3 separate regions of the Homo sapiens genome follow, and regions 1 and 2 are each linked to region 3. The links are chromatin contacts, found by Hi-C or POLR2A ChIA-PET in ENCODE. All regions are on one chromosome and are shown on one strand. Each heading gives the region's core, a stretch centred on a gene start or an enhancer-like site at or near the end of the contact. The rest is flanking DNA. Distances are from core to core; before and after follow the strand shown.

The links. Hi-C counts contacts between places; a loop is a spot of excess contacts on that map. ChIA-PET counts read pairs that join two places held with the same protein, here RNA polymerase II (POLR2A). Pooled maps may share reads with other maps.
Region 1: POLR2A ChIA-PET joins it to region 3 with 11 read pairs in activated naive CD4-positive, alpha-beta T cell. The contact joins two enhancer-like sites. POLR2A ChIA-PET finds 5 or more read pairs at or near these places in 3 of 52 experiments (BJ, activated T-cell and activated naive CD4-positive, alpha-beta T cell).
Region 2: a map of Right ventricle myocardium inferior shows a loop between it and region 3 (1.9-fold over the local background). The contact joins two enhancer-like sites. A Hi-C loop is called at or near these places in 5 of 168 maps with a recorded cell type or tissue (Right ventricle myocardium inferior, Right ventricle myocardium superior, pancreas and 2 more) and 5 of 50 pooled maps.

What each region holds. Positions count from the first base shown.
Region 1 is chr1:59,106,261-59,108,960 of GRCh38, reverse strand. No RefSeq gene overlaps it. Among named protein-coding and RNA genes, the nearest start is that of HSD52, 39 kb to the left of the region's middle. RefSeq lists enhancers at 724-1,224, 1,225-1,725. Within about 2 kb of position 1,305, at least 11 of the 41 ENCODE cell types and tissues checked have a DNase peak (open chromatin) inside an H3K27ac peak, as active enhancers do.
Region 2 is chr1:59,056,275-59,058,974 of GRCh38, reverse strand. All of the region lies in intron 2 of LINC01358 (long intergenic non-protein coding RNA 1358), which reads right to left. Among named protein-coding and RNA genes, the nearest start is that of LINC01358, 37 kb to the right of the region's middle. RefSeq lists an enhancer at 555-2,322. Within about 2 kb of position 1,359, at least 21 of the 41 ENCODE cell types and tissues checked have a DNase peak (open chromatin) inside an H3K27ac peak, as active enhancers do; they include pancreas, where a contact is called at or near this core.
Region 3 is chr1:58,981,595-58,984,294 of GRCh38, reverse strand. No RefSeq gene overlaps it. Among named protein-coding and RNA genes, the nearest start is that of LINC01358, 38 kb to the left of the region's middle. RefSeq lists enhancers at 946-1,446, 1,447-1,947, 2,482-2,700. Within about 2 kb of position 1,439, at least 9 of the 41 ENCODE cell types and tissues checked have a DNase peak (open chromatin) inside an H3K27ac peak, as active enhancers do; they include pancreas, where a contact is called at or near this core.

The DNA of each region.
Region 1 (2,700 bases), core at 56-2,555, 120 kb before region 3:
AGTCCAGACCTCTCTCTACTTCATTTACAATGGAGTAGAAGAGAGGTCTGGACTAGATAATCACCTAGTGCAATTATGATGTGCATTTCCAGAGATGGGGGCTACCATCTGAACAACTTTCTCTGTGAGTCAACAGTGGTCATTTCTTACACTGAATGACATGTGCAACCCTGTAACTTCTATGTAGCTGCTCTGGTGTTTTCAGGAAACAGGTCTTGCTTATTCTTTATTCTACAAAATAAAGCATTTGCTATGTGAAGGCAGCTGTCACATCTGTTTGTCCATCTGTCTTCTGCTTTCCCAACCAGTCTCCTCTTTTCTAAAAGGGGTGTTCCATAAGTTTAAGCTCACATACTTTGGAGCTCTTGGGCCTGGCTCTGACACTTACCAGCTGTATGACCTTGAGCAAGTGACTTACCCTCTCTGAGCCTTCATTTCTCCATTTGTAAAATGAAGCTAATATTAATATTACTCACCTCACGACATTATTGTAAGGCTTAAATGAGCTGATGAATGTAAAACACAAAGCCTGACACCAAAGACAGCAGTTATTATCATTACTTATATCTTTATAATTAATAATAATGAAACATCTGGCCCCTCTTCTCTCTTGAGTAACTTGTGATATTAGCTAATAAAGGAAAGCAAACGTTTAACACTTGGGGGGGGGACATTAGCATAAAAGTGCTGCCTACAATTGTGAGGCATACTTTTTGTTCCTTTTACCAGTGCCACTGGATCCCTAATGCTGTTCATAAAAAATCACCTCCTGGGGTCGCCAGTTTGCTGTCTCCATTTGCAAACCGCCTCCTGGGAGGTTCCATCTGTTACAATGGGTATTGGCATTCCTTGGCTAATTTTTTTTTTTTTTCTGGTTAGCAGAAGCAGACAGAACACAAATAAACAAACATATTGGAGAACTCAGATTGTACGGCATAGGGAAAAGAAGTCAGGAGGACTGGGATTCTGAATTCCACCTTACCACCCACTGGCTGGGTGACCAGCGATAAGTTACAGTGCCCCTGTGGGCCTCTTGGATTTTTGAGATCCTGTTCAGCAACAGCATCTTGTGACTAGAGAAAGGATTTGCAATGGCCCGGATTCCCCTGGAATCTCTTTCTTCCCACCTAGGGCTGGTCCAGGTGGGACCAGCATCTGGGCGGAGGCTGGGTACATGCCCAGACAGCCCTGCATGGTCTGTGAGCCAAGCATAGCCTGCCTGCTACTAGGGTGTGATTGTTCTTGTGATTTGGCAATACCCGGCAAACATGTCCCATCGGGGCTGAGCTAAGAATAGGTCCGATGCTTGAGGCCCAGGAAAATCAGCAGCCCAGCACACATGAGGTTGCCCAACAAGGCAGAACCAAGCTGCCACCACCACTTTAGGGGCATGATGACCAAAGAGATGAGGTTTGGCCAATTTTTCCATATGTATCCTCTTTTTTCACCCTCCTCTGGTATCAGGGCCAGTGCCTTCCCACTCTCTTTTCTCCCTCTCTTCTACTTCTGGATAAACTGATTTCTGGAGAGGTACTGAACATGGGCATGGTATAGTGAAAAAAGCCGGTGTTTCGACATAGGGGGCTCAGGTTGAAATCCTGGCTGTACTATTTTCTAGCTGTTTGACCCATGAGCATGAGACCCTTTTGAGGCTCAGTTGCCTCAGTGAAATAGTGGTGTTAATTATCCTTAATTATAAAAAATTTTATGAGTTACTGAAAGCAGTTAGTATCTAGAGCAAGGTTCTCAAAATTTATCATACATGATAATCACTTGAGGAGTGGGGGAAGCTTGTTAAAATAGAGCTAGGCCAGATGCAATGGCTCATGCCTGTAATCCAAGCCTTTGGGAGGCTGGGGCAGGAGGATTGCTTGAGCCCAGGAGTTTGCTACCAGCCTGGGAAACGTAGTGAGACCCAGTTTCTCAAAAAAAAAAAAAAAAAAAAAAAGCTGGGTTTTGTGGTGTGCACCTGCACCTATAGTCCCAGCTACTTGAGAGGCTGAGGTCGGAGGATCGCTTGACCCCAGGAAGTAGAGGCTGCAGTGAGCCATGATCACACCACTGCACTCCAGCCAGGGCAGCAGAGCAAGACCCTGTCTCAAATAATAGTAATAATAATAATAATAATAATAATAATAATAATAATAATAATAAAATAAAATAAATATAAAAAACCAGAGGGCCCCACTGTACTACACCCCCACTTTCTGATTGGGTGGGTTGGAGAGCATGGTCTTCCTAGCACGTCTCCAAAGGATGCTGATGATGCTGGTCCAGCAATCATGGTGAGGAGGAGCACGAGGTTAGAGGTCCAGTATGTGAGCTCTGGGGTCTGACCATGAGAGTTCAACCCTGGGCCCTGCCCCTTCTAGCAGAGTGTCTTTGGGCAAGTTCCTGAACCTTTCTGAACCTTATTTGGAAAATGGGAGAATAATAATTGTTACTTTATAGTGTTGATCTGAAGATTAAGTGAGTTCATTCATACAAAAGCACTTAAAACAGCATCTGGCAAACAGTAAGCTTTGAGTGAACATTAGCTTTTATTAGTATCGCAGAGTCTGCACAGGGTTCAGTACGTGTTCTTTTTCTGCTCTCTCCCTGCAGTTATTGCCAGTTTCGCTTGAATTTCTGTCTCTAGGCCACCTCTCCCAGGGTCTGTGCTCTGACCCTTGCCCTTCTGCATGGAAGGGCAGGCATATA
Region 2 (2,700 bases), core at 110-2,609, 75 kb before region 3:
GACAGACAGAGGGGGGCAGACAGCAAGGCATGGCTAGCTACTGTCATAATGAGTTCTTTCCAGGCCAGTGCTTGCTTACCCCCCAGCTCTGATGGAGACACACACTTACTCCTTGGGAGAGGAGCTGAGGTGGCTTCCACGGCTCCAGCAAGTTAGTCTTGGGAGGCAGAAACCTGGAGACACTAGCTTGGTGGTTACCACATAGGTCCAGGCTTGGATCTCAGCTCTGCCTGTGACCTTGGGCCAGTTTATGGACTTCTACACTTTTACTTTGCTAAAATCCTAGCCTCCTAACCCCTCCCTCTTGTCCCCTCTCTCATTCCCTTTCAGAATTGCCATGTCGTACCCAGGAGTAATCTTTTAAAAATGTTAATATACTGGGTGTGGTGCCGCATGCCTGTAGTCCCAGCTACTCGGGAGGCTGAAGCAGGAGAATTGCTTGAGCCCAGGAGTTCGAGTCTGCAGTGAACTATGATCAGACCACTCCAGACTTGCAACAGAGACCCTGTCTCACAATTTTTTTTTTAATTTTAAAAAGTGAATCTGATCAACTCAGGACTCCTGAAGCTTCCTCAGTATTGTCATCAGTAAATAAACCCCAAAGATTTCTCATTGTACTTAGGACAAAATCTCATATCCTTTTCTCATGGAAAGGATTACTTGATCTGGCCCCTGCCTCCCTCTCTACTTCACCACCCCCTTCACTGACAGTTCTCCAGCACCACTCTCTTTTTTGTAATTTACCCCAAGCAGCCACCTCTTCCCCACCTCAAGGCCTTTTTGCCTGCCTGCTTCTGGGGACTCCCTTTCTCTTCTTTTTACCTGGCTAATCCCTGCTCATTCTTTAAGTTTCAACTTGCCTTCCTAAAAGAGGCCTGCCCAGAATACTTTGTTTGAATCCAACTCCTCAACCCCTTTCTTTTCCTTTAAAGCATTCAGCATGATTTACAATCATGCATTTGATTGTGCAATTCCTTATTAATTTCTGTCTCCTCCCATAGGTTGTAGATCCCTAGAGAGCAAAGAGTGTTTCTATTTTCTTCCTTTACGTCTCCTCCTGGAGTCAGTCACAGTGCCTGGTACATAGACGGTACTCAAGAAATACATGGTATATGAAGGAATGAATGACGGAGAGTCACATGTAAAGCACCTTGTCAAAGAACTTTAGCAGATTTTTGTAGTCCTGTCCCCTCCTAGTGGATACAGCCAAGCACCATTCTCAGGAGTGGGTGCAGACAGCCCTCACCCCAACCATCCACCACTGGGGGGAAGGCCCTGACCATGACCCTGTGGGTTAGCCAGGTGCAAAGCCCCCGAGGCTGTGGAACCAGGCTGAGCAGGTCCAGTGGCAGCCCTGCCACCCCGCAGCATAGGAGTGGCCTGGAGGGAGTGGGAACAGGTTGCTGGAGAGCAGGTCCCCTGGGTCCTCATCAGACTCAAACCCTCCCTGTCTCTTTTTCCCTACTGCAGAAAGCTATTCTGCCCTGTCCAATGCGAATGGATTGGCTGCTTGTTTTGTTGTATGTGCTGCTAGGCAACTGGCCTGTTTTTGCTTATTTACCTCCCCTGGGCCATTTCACAACACTTTGTAATAGGCTGTGCTCTCTCTGCTGCACATCTGGTTTGGATTGAGCCTGTCAGAGCTCCCTCTGCGAGGAGAGCTAGTACTTTCCCCAGCAGTCACCAAGACGGCCCCCCGGGGCTCTGGCTGCTCTTTGGTGCTGGACCCCTCTAGGCCTGCCCAGCCCCCATTCCCTCTTCACTCTGCACCTCCCAGTCTTTTTCAACAGTTCACACATTTCAAAGCCTGAAGAGGGGAACTTTTGAGATGGAAAAAACTGACAAGTGTTCAAGGAATATTAGAGGAGAAAGGAAACTTAACAAGAATAAAGTTTGAGTCCCAAACCCTCTCCTTCTCAACCAGAGAGGAGAACTGACTTACCCAATGGGACAGAGAGAGAAAGTGACAGACTCAAGACACTGCTTTCCTTGATATCACACTCCCCAAACTGCAGCTGTCTCATCAGCAAAACCACCCTGCCGATAGAGAGGGTTCAGTTAGATATTACTAGGTTTGAAGGAAACAATAGGTTTGCCCTTCTCCCCATCCTACCTGAAAATTTCAAGTGGGGTTTCTGTAAAGAACCAAAAGAGAATCAGAGGTTTGATAGATGTCATCTTAGAGACACAGGGAGAGAAATGAAATTTCCAACTTTTTTACCTACCTGCATAGAACATGTTGGCCGAAGCAGGGCAGGAGCAGGTGCAGGTGAGTGAAGGAAGACTGGGAACAAACACAGGACACCTCTCTCTGCAACTCCCGCATTGTTCTGGCAAACACATTCCGTACACAGTAAAATCCAAAATCCTGACAATGGCTTGCCTGGCCCTGTTACCTCTCTGACCTCATCCTCCCCTTCACCCACCCTGGTACATTCAGCTCCAGCAATTTGTGCCAAGAGAGCAGAAAAAAAGGTTTTCCTCGTGTGAAAGCAACCAGCCGCTGGGCAGAGCTCAGTGAACAGAGCAAGGACTGGATCACACACCCCTTTGTTCTGTTCATTGTTAGTTCTTGTACCTAGAACAGTTGTGCACAAAGATTGGGCTCCATAAGAATTTGTTGAATGAATGTATGAATGAATGAACAAATGAATGAGTCTGTTTTTCCTCCCAGCTTTTTCACATGATGATATTTCCCTG
Region 3 (2,700 bases), core at 190-2,689:
TGACATATTTTAACTTTGTATTCCAAAATTATTTGACTTATGGAAATGTTACAACACTTATATAAAAAATTGTGTTGTACCCTTCATCCAGATTTCCCAAATGTCAACATTTTGCTGGATTTGCTTCCCTGCCACCCCGTGTGTGTGTGTGTGTGTGTGTGTGTGTGTGTATGTGTGTGTCTCTACTGCTGGTCATTCAAGTTTTAGCTCAAATGTCTCCTCTTAAAGGTCATCTTCCTAAGCCCATGATCCCACCCTATGGCACCATTCCAATTGTAGTACTCTACAGAACACTGAACTCCAGCTAATATTTTTCTTGGCTCTTTATTTACTGGTTACCTCCCTGCTTCCCCCATGAGGATGGAAGTCTTATTGGAGAATTGGCCTTGTGTCCCTTGCCTTACTGCTGAATCTTCAGAGCCTAGAACAGAGCCTGTGCAGAACTGGCACTTAATCATTATTTTGCTGAATAAGTGAATTGGGGAACTGCTTGTGTCTGTCCTGTACAAGATCTTAAGTGGCATGCAGTGTGTTCTCTGTAGTCAAGGTGTAAATGTCCTTTGGAGCCTATACTGGCTGCAACATTCACTTCCATCATGAAAATATTTATCTGCTCTTGCCCTACAAGGGGATTACTTAACACACAGCTAACGTTTGGGTGTAAAGTCTCCAAGAAAGAGAAAGAAAATCAAAGAAACCACAGAAACGTGGACACACATAGGAAGAGAGTATGGCAACTTAGTTGTTTGCATTTGGGCTCTGGAGCTAGAATGCTTTGTTCACGTGCAGGTTTTGCCACTTACTGCTGTGATTTTAGACAAATTACTTAAACACTCTGTGTCTCAGTCTCCTTATGTGTAAAATAGAGATAATAAGAAATCTTCTTCATAAACTTGTTGCACAATCAAATATGTTTAAACTGCTTAGAGCCACGGCTGGCACATGGCAAGTGTTCAGTAAATGTCATCATGATAAATAGTTACATAATTGAGAGCAGGTGGTGCATACTGTCTTATAACCTTTTTTTAACTTGGCAAAATATTCTAAATATTTCATATCAACGAATAGTCTTTTACCACATGATTATTAAGGGCTAAAATTTTTCTGTCATATAGATGTACTATAAGTTTCCTGAGATATTTAAGTTGCTTCCAATTTTTTTTTATTATCAACAATACTACGTTGAACATCCTTGTACATATATCTTTTCACACATCAGCAACTATTTCTCCTTCTTGTATTCCTAGAAGTGGAATTGGTGGGTCAAAGGCTATGCATATTTTCTGACCTGAAATACAGATTCCAAGTGCCCAAGACAGGTTATCCCAACAGAGGCATTTCCTCAGAGACCCAAGTCCAGAGGCAAGGGCGGTTCCTAATCTCAGCCATTTTCCTGTCACTCTCTCCCTCTGCGCCAGCCAGGCTGCAGCCAGTGTGTCCAGCTGAGGCCACAGCAGGTTCCAATAATCCTGTTTACTCGGCTCTGGGCAGGAACACAACCTGGATGTTCTCTCTCCAGGGGATATCAGGGACTTTTGCTTTGAACTTCATCCAAGAGACTAAAAACAACCACATCCACCACGTCTGCTGTTTCACCACTGGCCTCACCCCTGTTGCTTGACCCTGTTGCCTGGCTGTGTTTACAAAAGCATCTACACTTTTTAACCCTTTTCAATCATGGCCTTCCCACCACTGTTACCCAGCAGAAAGCCTTCTGTTCTTTAAGACTTAGCTCAAGTGTCACCTCTTCCAGGAAGGCTGTTCATCTACGAACAATGCTTCCCAGTGTGGGGAAAGGAAACTCCTGGGTAGTGGAGTCAGACGCATCTGGGCAGAGCAGCAGCACACTCCCCTCCAGCTGTGTGCCCTTCTCCTTGGGTGTTTTCTTTCTAGCCTCAGCATCCTCTGCTAAACTCACAGGTAAAACGATGACCCTAACACAAACCTCTCAATGTCTTTGTAAAGTGGTGTCTTTAAGCTCCCAGTAAGATTGATACCAAGACAGGTGATTTTTTAAAAAGGAATGGTGTCCACGTGTTCTCACTCATGAATGAGAGCTGAACAATGAAAACACATGAACACAGGGAGCGGAACAACACACATTGGGGCCTGTCAGGGGTTTGGAGGAAGAAGAGCATCAGGATAAATAGCTAATGCATGCGGGGCTTAATGTCTAGGTGATGGGTTGATAGGTGCAGCAAACCACCATGACACATGTTTACCTATGTAACAAACCTGCATGTCCTGCACATGTGTCCCGGGACTTAAAATAAATTTTTTTTTAAAAAAGGAATGGTGTTTTTGTGCCGTTGGCTTATATGTTTAGTTTTTGGTCTGCTTGCTTATATTCCATGGCAAGAATGTCCTTTTCAAACTCTCCAAGAGAAGGAGGACACTCTTGTCTTTCTGACGGTCTGAACAATGCTTACATATCCTCTCCCTTATTACTCTGCTTAAAGAGAGATCCATTATTCCAGAAGGAGAAGGGTAGGCCAAGACTGGTGCTAAGGTTGAAAAGGTGGAATGGCCCGTATCTGGCAGGGATTCTCCAAGATGGCAAAATAAACTACAGTGGCTGCTGTTTCCAAAGATGGGGAGCTGCATCCTACTACCATAGAGCATCCCAACCCAGGAGGGGCAGAACCTCTGGAAAAGCAGAAGAAAAAGCCAAAAGACTTCACATGCAGAGTTGTGGTTCTA